2 separate regions of the Mus musculus genome follow, and region 1 is linked to region 2. The links are chromatin contacts, found by Hi-C or POLR2A ChIA-PET in ENCODE. All regions are on one chromosome and are shown on one strand. The core of a region is the stretch at or near the end of the contact, and the rest is flanking DNA. Distances in the headings are between cores, read along the strand shown.

Region 1 (5,264 bases), core at 810-3,309, 44 kb before region 2:
AGCCACCTACTTTAGTTTATTGTTCTTTGAAGCAGTCTTGCTCTAGCACAGCTGGCCTGAATTTCACTTCTCCTGCCTCAGCTTTCCCAATGGTGTGATTACAGATAGGTGCACACCAGGCCAACCAACCCACTCTGTTTTGTGTTTGGATTCTCTAGCTACACATAAGTTCTTGCTTGCCAGTGGCCCTCTCACCCATTCTGATTCCAGGACTCCAGAAACAGGGTGTCCATCAAGCCTAGACCAGTGAGAGAGAAGAGGGGCCGAAAGGAAATCTGCAAGATGAGACTTAAGGGAGGATGGGAAGCTGCCTAAGGGGAAGGCCAGCCACCACTACTGCCAAACACAATCCATCCATCTTCATTTTCTGTGGCAAAAAGTTCCAAGAAGGAAAGAACACCAAGTCAGGCTTCTTGGGTAGGCTTTTTAGCATATTAGAAGCTAGAGAATACCTCCCAACATTTCCTAGTCATCACTGCGCAACAATAGGATACATCCAGATGTGAACTGGTGAGAGGCTTGAGGACCTCAGAACCCACACTGTGGAAAGAGAGTTCCACACAAGTCTGATGTGCGCATGTGCCATGGTATGCATACACTCAAACATACACACACACACAATATATGTATGTGTGTGTTATATATATGCAAAAATAAAATATGCAAACTGGTAGAAAATCTAATGTCTACTTCCCCTCCACCATAAGAGAAAAAAGAAATTCAGGAAATACTCCAGCACCCATGTTAGTGACCCAGATCCCCCTGAGTTCTTGCAAAATAACCTCGTTGTCTCTACACTTGGCACAAGGGTAGAGGACACACAGTGTTCCTGTGTGGCAAACAGGCACCTATCTCTTGCAGACTCCCGAATGTAAATCACAAGCTCTGTTTCCAGCTCTGGAGAAACCTCCAACCTCTTGGCTTTAAAATGAACCATTTATCCAAGTATGGTAAGTTTCTCAACCAAAATTGGCACCCTCCTCACCCAAAAGTCTCCCAGGGGGCCTTCAGGGGTCATCATTCCTAATGCAGTCTATCACGGAGGTACCACAAAACAGAACAAATACTTGTGGGCGCTAACCATCAGCTGCTAAGAAACAGGGATGTTTTTCTTGTTTCTCAAACAAAAAGAAAAGTCATTGTGTCCAGGGTTTCCTATTGTAGTCACTAATAATCAGGACAATGTGATGCAGGAGTGTTCTGGAATAACAGGCAAATCGCATTACAGGAACAGCATTACAGGAACACGAAATACACAAGCACTGGAGATTAGAGCAGTCAGCCAGGGAACCCAGCCTAGGATCATTTCACAAGAAAGCTACCTGGAGAGGGCCTGAAGTCCCCGGGACATCCCCAGAGCAGCGGAGTCTCTCTGACTCAGAGTAGAAGGCACTCTCCTGGTTACAGAGTCCAGGGCATTTTCCACTGCACCCCAAACCTACAAAAAGAGACAGAAAGGCCCTTCTCCCCTCTCTTGGCTTTTCCTTATTTCCTTAAAGTTCCCTGATAGCATTTAGGCAGAAAGGAGAGAGGATGAGAAAAAAAAACATGAAGCCAGAGTAAACGAGAGGTAAAACAAACAGTGGGGAACCCCAACACAAGCGATGGGAAGTCCCTTTCTAGAGTCTGGGCTCCTGCACGGTGCTCTATGATAGTGTGTGCGCGGTAAACGGAGATCCTACCCCCACAAAACACAGAAAATCCCCAATTTGCTGCCTCCAGATCTGGCGTCCCTTCCCGATGGCAGAACCCCAAAGCACAGAGGCACCTCCCCGCACACACCCAGCTCTCCCGGAACCCGGTCCCCAGAGTAAGAGAGCGGCGGCTACGCCGGGGCCCGGGTGGCGAATCCCCGCGTAAGCAGAGCAGGGCTCCGGCTAGGGGAGCAGCTGGGTCCGCGCGTCCCAGCGTCCCCCCACGTCCTCCGAGTCCCCGGTCGCCCCCGCGCCGTCCCCCGCGGCCCACCACCTTACCCAGAGTGGATCGGAGCCATCAGCGCTGCAGAAGCTGCGCAGCGCCATGCGGGCGGCCGGCTGAGCGAGGAGGCGCAGCGCCGCGCGGTTGGCCCGCGTCACCGGGATGCAGCCCCGCCCCACCCCGCCCCGCCCCGCGCGTGGGAGCGAGCACGGCCACGAGTTGCCCTGGCCTGGGCCTGCAGGCCTCGTCTGCAGCTCCCACTCACTGGCGGCTCCTAAAGCCGACACGGCCCGGAAGAACCCCGCACTGGGCCCTCCACACCTGGGCTTCATCCCAGGTGACCCTAACTGTACCGCTGGCCCCCCGCTGCGGGAGAACGCTCGGTGCTTGCGTGATTTTAGGGCTTTTTCCTTCAGTTGCACCTGGAGGGATATGGATGTGAGCTCCCAAGAAAGGAAAGAGAACAGATAAGGAAACTGAGGCTCAGAAAGGTGAGGAAATTCGCTCAGAGTCCCTCAACGAGTAGAAGTGTAGTTCGTTTGAATCAGGAGCCCTATGAATCCATTCTAAACACTGAGATCTCCATCCTGAACACCAGTTTGCCACCCCTCCTCCATGGTCTGCAAAGCACCCTGGGAATTTCTCCCATTCTGAGTGCAGCCAGGAAATAACTCATTTCCTTATTACTTGGTATGAGGAATTTGGGGACAGGGTTTCATATAATAACTAAATCTGGCCTCTAAAGCACTATGTAGTAGAGGATGAATGACCCTGAACTTGTGAGCCCCTCTGCCTCCATTTTTTTTTTTTTTTTTTTTAAGACAGACTGAAGTTTCTCTATGAAGCCCCTGGCTGTCCTGGAACTCAATTTGTAAACCAGGCTGGCCTCGAACTCAGAGATCTGCCTGCCTCTGTCTCCCAAGCTCTGGGATTAAAGGTGTGCATCACCTTTCCTCCACTTCTTATTACCCCAGCCACCTGGGGCGCTGACAACAAAACCCAGGCTTCCTCCTAGGTTTTGTTGTCAGCAGGAACCACTCCACCAGCTGAGCTATGTATACCCCTGAAAAAATATTTTAATTTAAAAAGTAATAAAGAAAATGAGTAAGATAAACAATTTTTGAAGGTCAACCACAAGTCAGGTCCCCCTCAGTATGAATAAGAGTTTGGTGGTGGTGGTGGTGGTGGTGGTGGTGGTGGTGGAGGTGGTGGTTGTAGTAACAGCATTTACTTCTATGTGTGTATGTGTGTGGGTGTGTATATAAACTTGTGCTTGTGGAGGTCAGGACAGCCTGGGAGAGTTGTTTTTTGTGGAACTTTGTGGATTCCAGGGAGCTAACTCAAGTCATCAGGCTTGGCAGGAAGTTTCTTTACCTCTGTGAATAAGTTTTTTAAAGATAATTACTTTCAGGTAACAATTCTCAATGCACTGTTACCCATATTTATTGAGCATCTGCTGTATAGCAGGAGTCTTGCTAGGCTCTAGCAAGCTAGCAGCTGGAATATGCTCAGATCTGACAGACGGGAAAGTGGAGCTGTATTTTCATGTGTTTTAGTGATAAGGCAACAGATCTTAATGACATGCTTTCATAATCGGAAAGTGTATTTGAAACTGTTGCAAGATCCAGGAAGGGGATAAAGAGGATCAAGGGGGCCAGGCCTGCTCAGGTAAAAGTCTAGAAGGCTTTCTGAAAGAAAGCTTTTGAGCTAAACACAAGCATGGTTGGGATTCCAGCCTGGGCTGGGCTGTGTCTTGAGCTGAGGAAAGCAGCCTATAAGAAAACTATGAAGCAGCCAAGACTGGTGGTGAACGCCCACGATCTCAGTACTTGGGAGGCTGAAGGAGGATCTTGAGTTCGAGGCCAACCAGGACTGCATGAGACCCTGACACAAAACGTAGAACAGAGCAGTTCTGGTGACAAAGCTTAGCTGGGTAAGTACTACTGCACAAACCTGAGAACCTGGAGTCTGGACTCCAGCATCCATGTCAGAAAACGCCCATGTGTCAGGGCACATCTGTAATGTGGTCCTGGGGAGATGGAGACAGGCAGATTCCTAGAACTCAACAGCCAGTCAGCCTAGCCCAGTTGTGAAGTCTAAATTCAGTGAGAGATGCTGTCTCAACAAATAAATCAGAGACAGCCAGTGAGATGGCTTATCCAGCAAAGGTGCTTGCATGCAGCTCTGACAACCTGGTCTCCCAAGCCCACAAGGTAGCAAGAGAGGATCGACTCCTGAGGCTCTTCTTTGACCATCACTAGTGCTCCAGAGCACATCTGCACCTGCACTCACACATATACACAAAATAAATTTCATTTCATTTGAAAATTAAGGGGAAAGGTTGGGCAGGGCTCCACACACCTTTAACCCTAGCACGGAGAAGGCAGAGGCAGGTGGCATGAGTGAGAGACACTCAAAAGAAGCAAAAGCAGGGATATTACACAGACAGGCATAAGCTTGAGCGAAAGGGGACGGAGCCAGAGTCCATAGATAGTGAACAGGTGACAGAGTGTAACACTTCTGTCCAGTGGGATGGCCTGCATTTCACACAGGAAATTCTGCCCTAGAACTGCATGGATAAACTGAGGGTGTTGTGGTGTAGGAGACCCAGACATCCTCCTGCCTCAACCTCTGAGGGGCTGGGACTATCAGTGTGAACTGTGCATGGTGCTTTTTTTATACTTTTTCCATGTGAAACGTCTGTTCTATTTAAATTGATTGCCACAGACCCTGCCACGAAGGGGGCTGGGAGATGGGTGACTAAGCCAGATAGGGGTACCCAGAAAGTACAGGATATAAGGGATTCCACTGAGGCCCCAGAGCAGCATTACAGCAGGCTGCACTGGGGCCAGGCCCGTGCAGTATAACTCCACTCATAACCTCAGAGTAGAATCTCACCACCTCCTCCTTGGTGTTTCCCTGGGTTGAGCCAAACAACATCTGGATGCAGTGACCACTCCCTAGGCTGAAGCTGCTGACCTAGTAGGAGTGACACCAGATTTCCTGTATTGGGCCTAAGGCATAGGGAAGTAGAAGGGTGGCAGGAAGCTCCTGCAGGACACTAGCTATGTCCTGAGGTCCTGTTCCAAACCTTGTACCAGTTTCTCTTGAAGGTGAAGAAGATACAACAGTCCTCTAACCAGCACTGACAGTCCTTTTGCACAGGGACACATCAAGGATCAGCTCATTGTACCAGCTCTGGTCCTCCTGCTGATCTAGGATCCCAAGTTAGAGGAGCATTCGCAGACACAGATGTCTTAGACAAATCATCATTTGATGACTTTTTTTTTTTTGGTTTTTCGAGACAGGGTTTCTCTGTGTAGCCCTGGCTGTCCTGGAACTCACTC
Region 2 (5,520 bases), core at 2,158-4,657:
CCAAAAGCTGCTGCCCATATTTGTAAAATTCCACCTACAGGAGGATTTTTCCAGCTCTCTGCAGCCTCTCATAGCAACACCTCTCCTAGAAGGAAACTACTGAGTTTCTTGGTGAAATGGTGTTAAACTCCTTTGAGCCCAGCCCACTGCTTTGTTGGTCTGTTTTCCTCTACAGCTTGCATTTCAGCAAGAATTACCACAAGAATTTCTTAATCTCTAAATCACTTGGTAAACAAGGCTTTAAATAAATTTCTTGCTCTATCAAAATGGCTGGATGGTCAAAGAGGCACAAGGTATCTCTTTACCAGGAGGAACCATTTTGTTTGCTCTAACAGACTAATATAAATATCCACATTTAACAACAAATGAATAAAATCAAATACCTAAATAGAACAAAACTAAATTTCACTCTAAAACTTCCTCTTGACAACATTTAAATGTTGTTTCTATTCCTTGTGAATTCCATGGCCTCACTGTAGTGGGGAGAACTGGCCTTTAGGCTCATTAAAATCTGAATGTAATGTCACCTCTCCCTAGTGTTCTGATTGCTTTGCTGAGTCAGTGACTTTATATTCTATAAATGTTTTATCTATGGGGTGAAGTGCCTTGTGAGAATTCAGTCCCATCATTCTTCAAACATATACTCTCAAAGACACAGGTGAAATAGACAGGGTTTTCTGTCACTCGATGCAGCTGGCCTGGGCACCTGCTGTGGATGACAGAGTTAGCAGGCAGTCCTCAATGTCATGATGCTGGTGAGTTTAGCCTTTCTGTTGGTTGAGTTCAGCCTTTCTGTTGGTTCCAGGTACAATGCAAGCCACCCTCTGCTGTGACATGACTGATCCATGAGTCACCTGGCACACCTTGGGGCGTAGAGCCAGATGGGGATCAGAGGAAGATGACTTGTCACTAAATAGAGTGCCAGATTCCTTGGGAAGTTCCAGAGGGTGCTCATGTGTGCTATAGACTTGAGAGAGCACTCTTGCAATCAACACTGCAGGGAAGGAGAAAGGTTGACGTCTTCTTCTTCTTCTTCTTCTTCTTCTTCTTCTTCTTCTTCTTCTTCTTCTTCTTCTAATTTATTTATTTATTTATTTATTTATTTATTTATTTTCGAGACAGGGTTTCTCTATATAGCCCTGGCTGTCCCGGAACACTCACTTTGTAGACCAGGCTGGCCTCGAACTCAGAAATCCGCCTGCCTCTGCCTCCCGAGTGCTGGGATTAAAGGCGTCTGACACCACGCCCGGCTATTTATTTATATAATGTATATGAGTACACTGTAGCTGTACAGATGGTTGTGAGCCAGCATGTGGTTGCTGGGAATTGAACTCAGGACCTCTGCTCACTCTGGCCCAAAGATTTATTTATTATTATATGTAAGAACACTGTAGCTGTCTTCAGACACTCCAGAAGAGGGTGTCAGATCTCATTATGGATGGTTATGAGCCACAATGTGGTTGCTGGGATTTGAACTCTGGATCTTCAGAAGAGCAGTCAGTGCTCTTAACCACTGAGCCATCTCGCCAGCCTGAAAGGTGGTCTTCTAAGCAGCCTCACCACAGCCTCCCCTCTCCTTGGGAAGCTCCATGGTAAGGGAATCCTACATGACTGACCCAAGCTCCAACTGACCCCAAGAGGGACCAGGCACAGAGAAGTCTTGTCTCTAAAAAGTTGATATAACCTTGGCATTATGAGTGGGCCAGTGTCATGTATATCTACTTGGAAACTTTCTTTTAATTTGTGCCTTTCCCCATTCTCGGCCCTACTCACTCCCAAGATAGAGGCGGAGCCCACTCTGACCCCAGAAGGTTAGGGAAGAAGTGAGGTTAAGAAGGTTAAGGGAAAGTTTGAGATGACGGCTCTGTATCTATTTTTGGTGAGCATGGTGAGAATACTAAGTCACATAATGCTTTGCCTCTGGAATTCCTCATCAGTATATCAATAGTGCTGTTCACCTGTAGAATTGGTTAATCCTTCTAATTTCCTGAGCTACTGACCAAGTATTCAGGCACCATGGTTTTACAAAATAGGAAAGCCTAACTGAGTAAGACCATTCTAAGGCTACAGAACAGGTTTCGAAGGTTACTCAGGTCTTCAAATTTATGCAGCAAGAACTTTATTCACTGAGCCATTCCTCTAAATGGATTTCAAACTTTAAAACTGCTACCCACTTTAAGAAATATCTCAGAAGCCTGATATGGTGATGTACTCCTGTCATTGCAGCACTTGGGAGGCTAAAGAAAGGAGGGCTAATTCAAAGCCACCCTGTGCACTTCAGAAAAAAAACAAAACAAAGCTAATCTTAGGAAGAACATACATCTATCTCCCTGAGGCAAATTTAAAAACAAAACCAAGTTGTGGCAGTATAGGGGCGTTCATCACTTTGAGAATGAGGCAAAAAGAGTGTTTGTTGTTAGTTCAATGTCAGCCTGAGCTACAGAGTGAATGCCCAGATAGCGTGGACTACAAGATGAGACAAAAACAAACAAACACCCAATGATTTCTTTTAAAGTCTATATTTTCTATTTCTTACAGTTTACTTCCTCGAAAATATGCTCACTAGCATCCACTCATAGACTTCCACTATTGGGCTGTCCAGAATTTTAAGGGTCCAGTGTCTTAGACTCCCTGGAGAGTCAACTGCCATTATACTGCCTCACATTTTGAATGTATTATTCCCATGTTTGTTCTTCTTAATCTTTTATCAGCTGTTTCCACAAACAACTCGAGGATTCCAAATGTACTCGGTGTTAACGGTAGTGTAGAGAGCAAGCTTTGAAGAGATGCTGGCCTGGGTTTAGGTTATCACCTGCTCCACCATTTGCCAGTGATCTTCCTTTAGACACTCAACTTCCTCCTCTGTATAACGGGCATCATTGACCTGAGGCGTGTAAAGACTTCCTAGTGTTCACTTTCGAGTGGGTGCCGTGTAAGATGATTTTTAAGGTGGCACTTCTCAGACTAACAGCATCCATCCACAGCATTCTGGAAGTTGACAGAAAAACCAACTCTTGGTCCGTGCCTCAGAAAGACCCAAGGGTGGGTCAGAGCAGTCTGTTCTAACCAGTCTTCCAGGTAATTCTGACGCTGGGTTGTGTCTGGGACTCGGACTGAGCACAAAGCCTGCCAAGGTGCGGGGAGGGGAGGTGAACAATCAGCACCTTGACCTGTAGGACTTGGGCGGCGACAAAAGGCAAAGCAGTTGGGTACAGATTTGGCTCTGGCTCCAAGCTTTTCTGCAGTGTAGCCCGCCTCACACGGTCGCTGATTGGTGGAGTCTCATGTGGCGGCTCGCCAATCACCGGAGCGCAGGCACAGACGCGGTCTAGCAGAGCCATACTCCTATTGGTTGGAGGCCGCGCCGAGAGCCGTGCGTACGCACTGGAGAGGCGTGGCACCAGCAGCCGTTGAAAAATGGCGACTGTTACGGAACTGAAAGCTGGTGAGTGCATTGAGGGGATGCTCGGTTGCGGGAAGCGTCGAACCTTCCGTATATGATAGGGATGGGACAGAAGGAGAGCGCGCGGGACATCGGCTCATCTTTTTCCAGGGTCGTTCTAGGGTGGCAGGGCCCACCAGGGGCGGCCTTTGCGCATGCGCTATGTTAGGGCCAGCCTTTGAGCTGGAGGAAGGGACTGGTATCTGTTGTCCCCTCAGGACCTCTGGGTATCTCTTAGAACCCTACTGAGCAGACAGCGCCCAAAGGCCTGCGTTCCGAGCTGACCACGACAACACCACAGCCACGATTTGGTGACAGACACACTTCCCAATGATTTGCACGGCTAGCCCATCCGGACGACAACGTATGGCTAGGTCCTCCTTGTCCTTTGGCAGAAACCTGAGACAGAGTTGTCCATCCTGGCGGCTCTTCAGGATTTTTCGGAAGAGGTTTTCCAAAATGGTTGGTTGTGTGCAGGGTGCATGCAGGTTCCATCCCCAGGACTACAAAACAAGGAGTAGACATCAATAACGCGTGTATACTGTTAACTCTGAATAGTAATTAGAGTTAACGTTTGAGTTGTAATTGGAGTTAAGGTTCAGTATGTGATTCTATCAGACCCTTAACAACTCATCCAACTTGATTCTGTGTAGCAACGCTATGTCCATTTCATACATGAGAGTTGGAATATTTCATCCACGATAATTTAGATAGAAATCGACTCGTGTGGAAACCCCATAAGGTGCACTGGCTTAATCATGCCATTCTGCTTCCCGTAGAATAAACCTAGTTCTGAGTGTCAAGGAATTCAGAGACTAAGCCAACGGTAATGGAAATCTGGAGAGAACCAAATGGAATAGTTTGGAGACTAAGATGTAGTAACTATTGACTGCATATGTATTGGGGACACTGCTGGTGAGCATTCCAAAAGCAGACATACCTCAGTCCCCAGGAGGGACTTCACATGAGTCAATGAGCTGTTCTGGGGATGGGAGTATACATAGTACATGTATATTGTATAAACTTTTCATAGGATTTCAAGATAAAGTCTATGGAAAAGAAGTTGGGTTAAGACCAATTCCTGAAGGCATTTTTATAATAATAGCATTGTAAGCATAAGACTACAAGTAGCAAAATGATAAAAGAGCCCAGAGGTTATCCCTACAAATTGAGGGGGACCTCCTTATATATGTTCTTCTGCGTTCTCTGGTTCTTGGTATGCTTTGTGTCTGAGAGAAAAGTAATAAAAACTTGTTCCTAATCAGTGATCTTACATTTTCTGGGCTTTTACTGGTCTAAAACCTCTTCCATTTCACCTAGCTCTTTCTCTGAGAAGTAGAGTTCATTACCTCGGAGAAGGCAGCTGAGGCATGGTTTAGGAATCTGCCACCAAGTATGAAGGACATGCTGCGTTTCCCAAATCCAGCTCATTACTTTGCGTTTTCTGCAAAGTTTGAGGCTGTACTGTGTGTACTTCAGAGTAACTGGGACAGGATGCTTGCCAGTAGAAAAGACTCTTTCCCTTAATTTCCAAAGATGGAACTAGAGAACGGGGATTGTGTTATGATCTTAAGATAAAGCTGTCCTTTTATGGACCTGTTTCAGAGTATAATTGGTTGACACCTGTAGAAAGGTTGAAGGAGTGCTTTAGAAATAAAAGAGAAGAAAAGTGAAAAGTCTAAGAGTGGCTATCCTCGATCACGTGGCCAAGGACTGTTGTTAGTTACTAAAGATCAGAAACTCTGCTTATATGTACCTAAATGTTTCCGAACTGCTCTATGGGTTTTAATTATTGTGGCATATTAATGCCTTTGCCATCGGCAGAGCAAAGTGCACTATTAACCTACAGTTTTCATCAATAATGTAAGGTACTATATTATAAATATTTAGTGGGTTCTTAACTGTATTCTAGGCATTATGTTGATTTTCTAAAATTGCTGTTTAGTCACAAAAGACTATTTGAGAAAGGAAGGTTCCATATTACTGTTAAGGGATGATGACAGCTCAACCCTAGCCCATTTTCTATACTCAGTCTGTATACTTATTTCAACTTTTGATGTTTGTCACAGTGTACCTTT

What was found. A loop is a pair of places that touch in the nucleus more often than their neighbours do. ChIA-PET counts read pairs that join two places held with the same protein, here RNA polymerase II (POLR2A).
Region 1: a map of left cerebral cortex shows a loop between it and region 2 (5-fold over the local background). The contact joins the promoter of Abcc1 here to the promoter of Cep20 in region 2. A Hi-C loop is called at or near these places in 16 of 37 maps with a recorded cell type or tissue (T-helper 1 cell, T-helper 17 cell, T-helper 2 cell and 4 more). POLR2A ChIA-PET finds 5 or more read pairs at or near these places in 3 of 5 experiments (Patski and embryonic stem cell).

What each region holds. Positions count from the first base shown.
Region 1 is chr16:14,358,353-14,363,616 of GRCm38, reverse strand. It overlaps Abcc1 (ATP-binding cassette, sub-family C (CFTR/MRP), member 1), which reads right to left and starts at 2,059. Exons shown (of 31, transcript NM_008576.3): 1 at 1,974-2,059. The coding sequence starts at 2,021.
Region 2 is chr16:14,315,219-14,320,738 of GRCm38, reverse strand. It overlaps Cep20 (centrosomal protein 20), which reads left to right and starts at 3,407. Exons shown (of 5, transcript NM_025345.2): 1 at 3,407-3,445. The coding sequence starts at 3,418.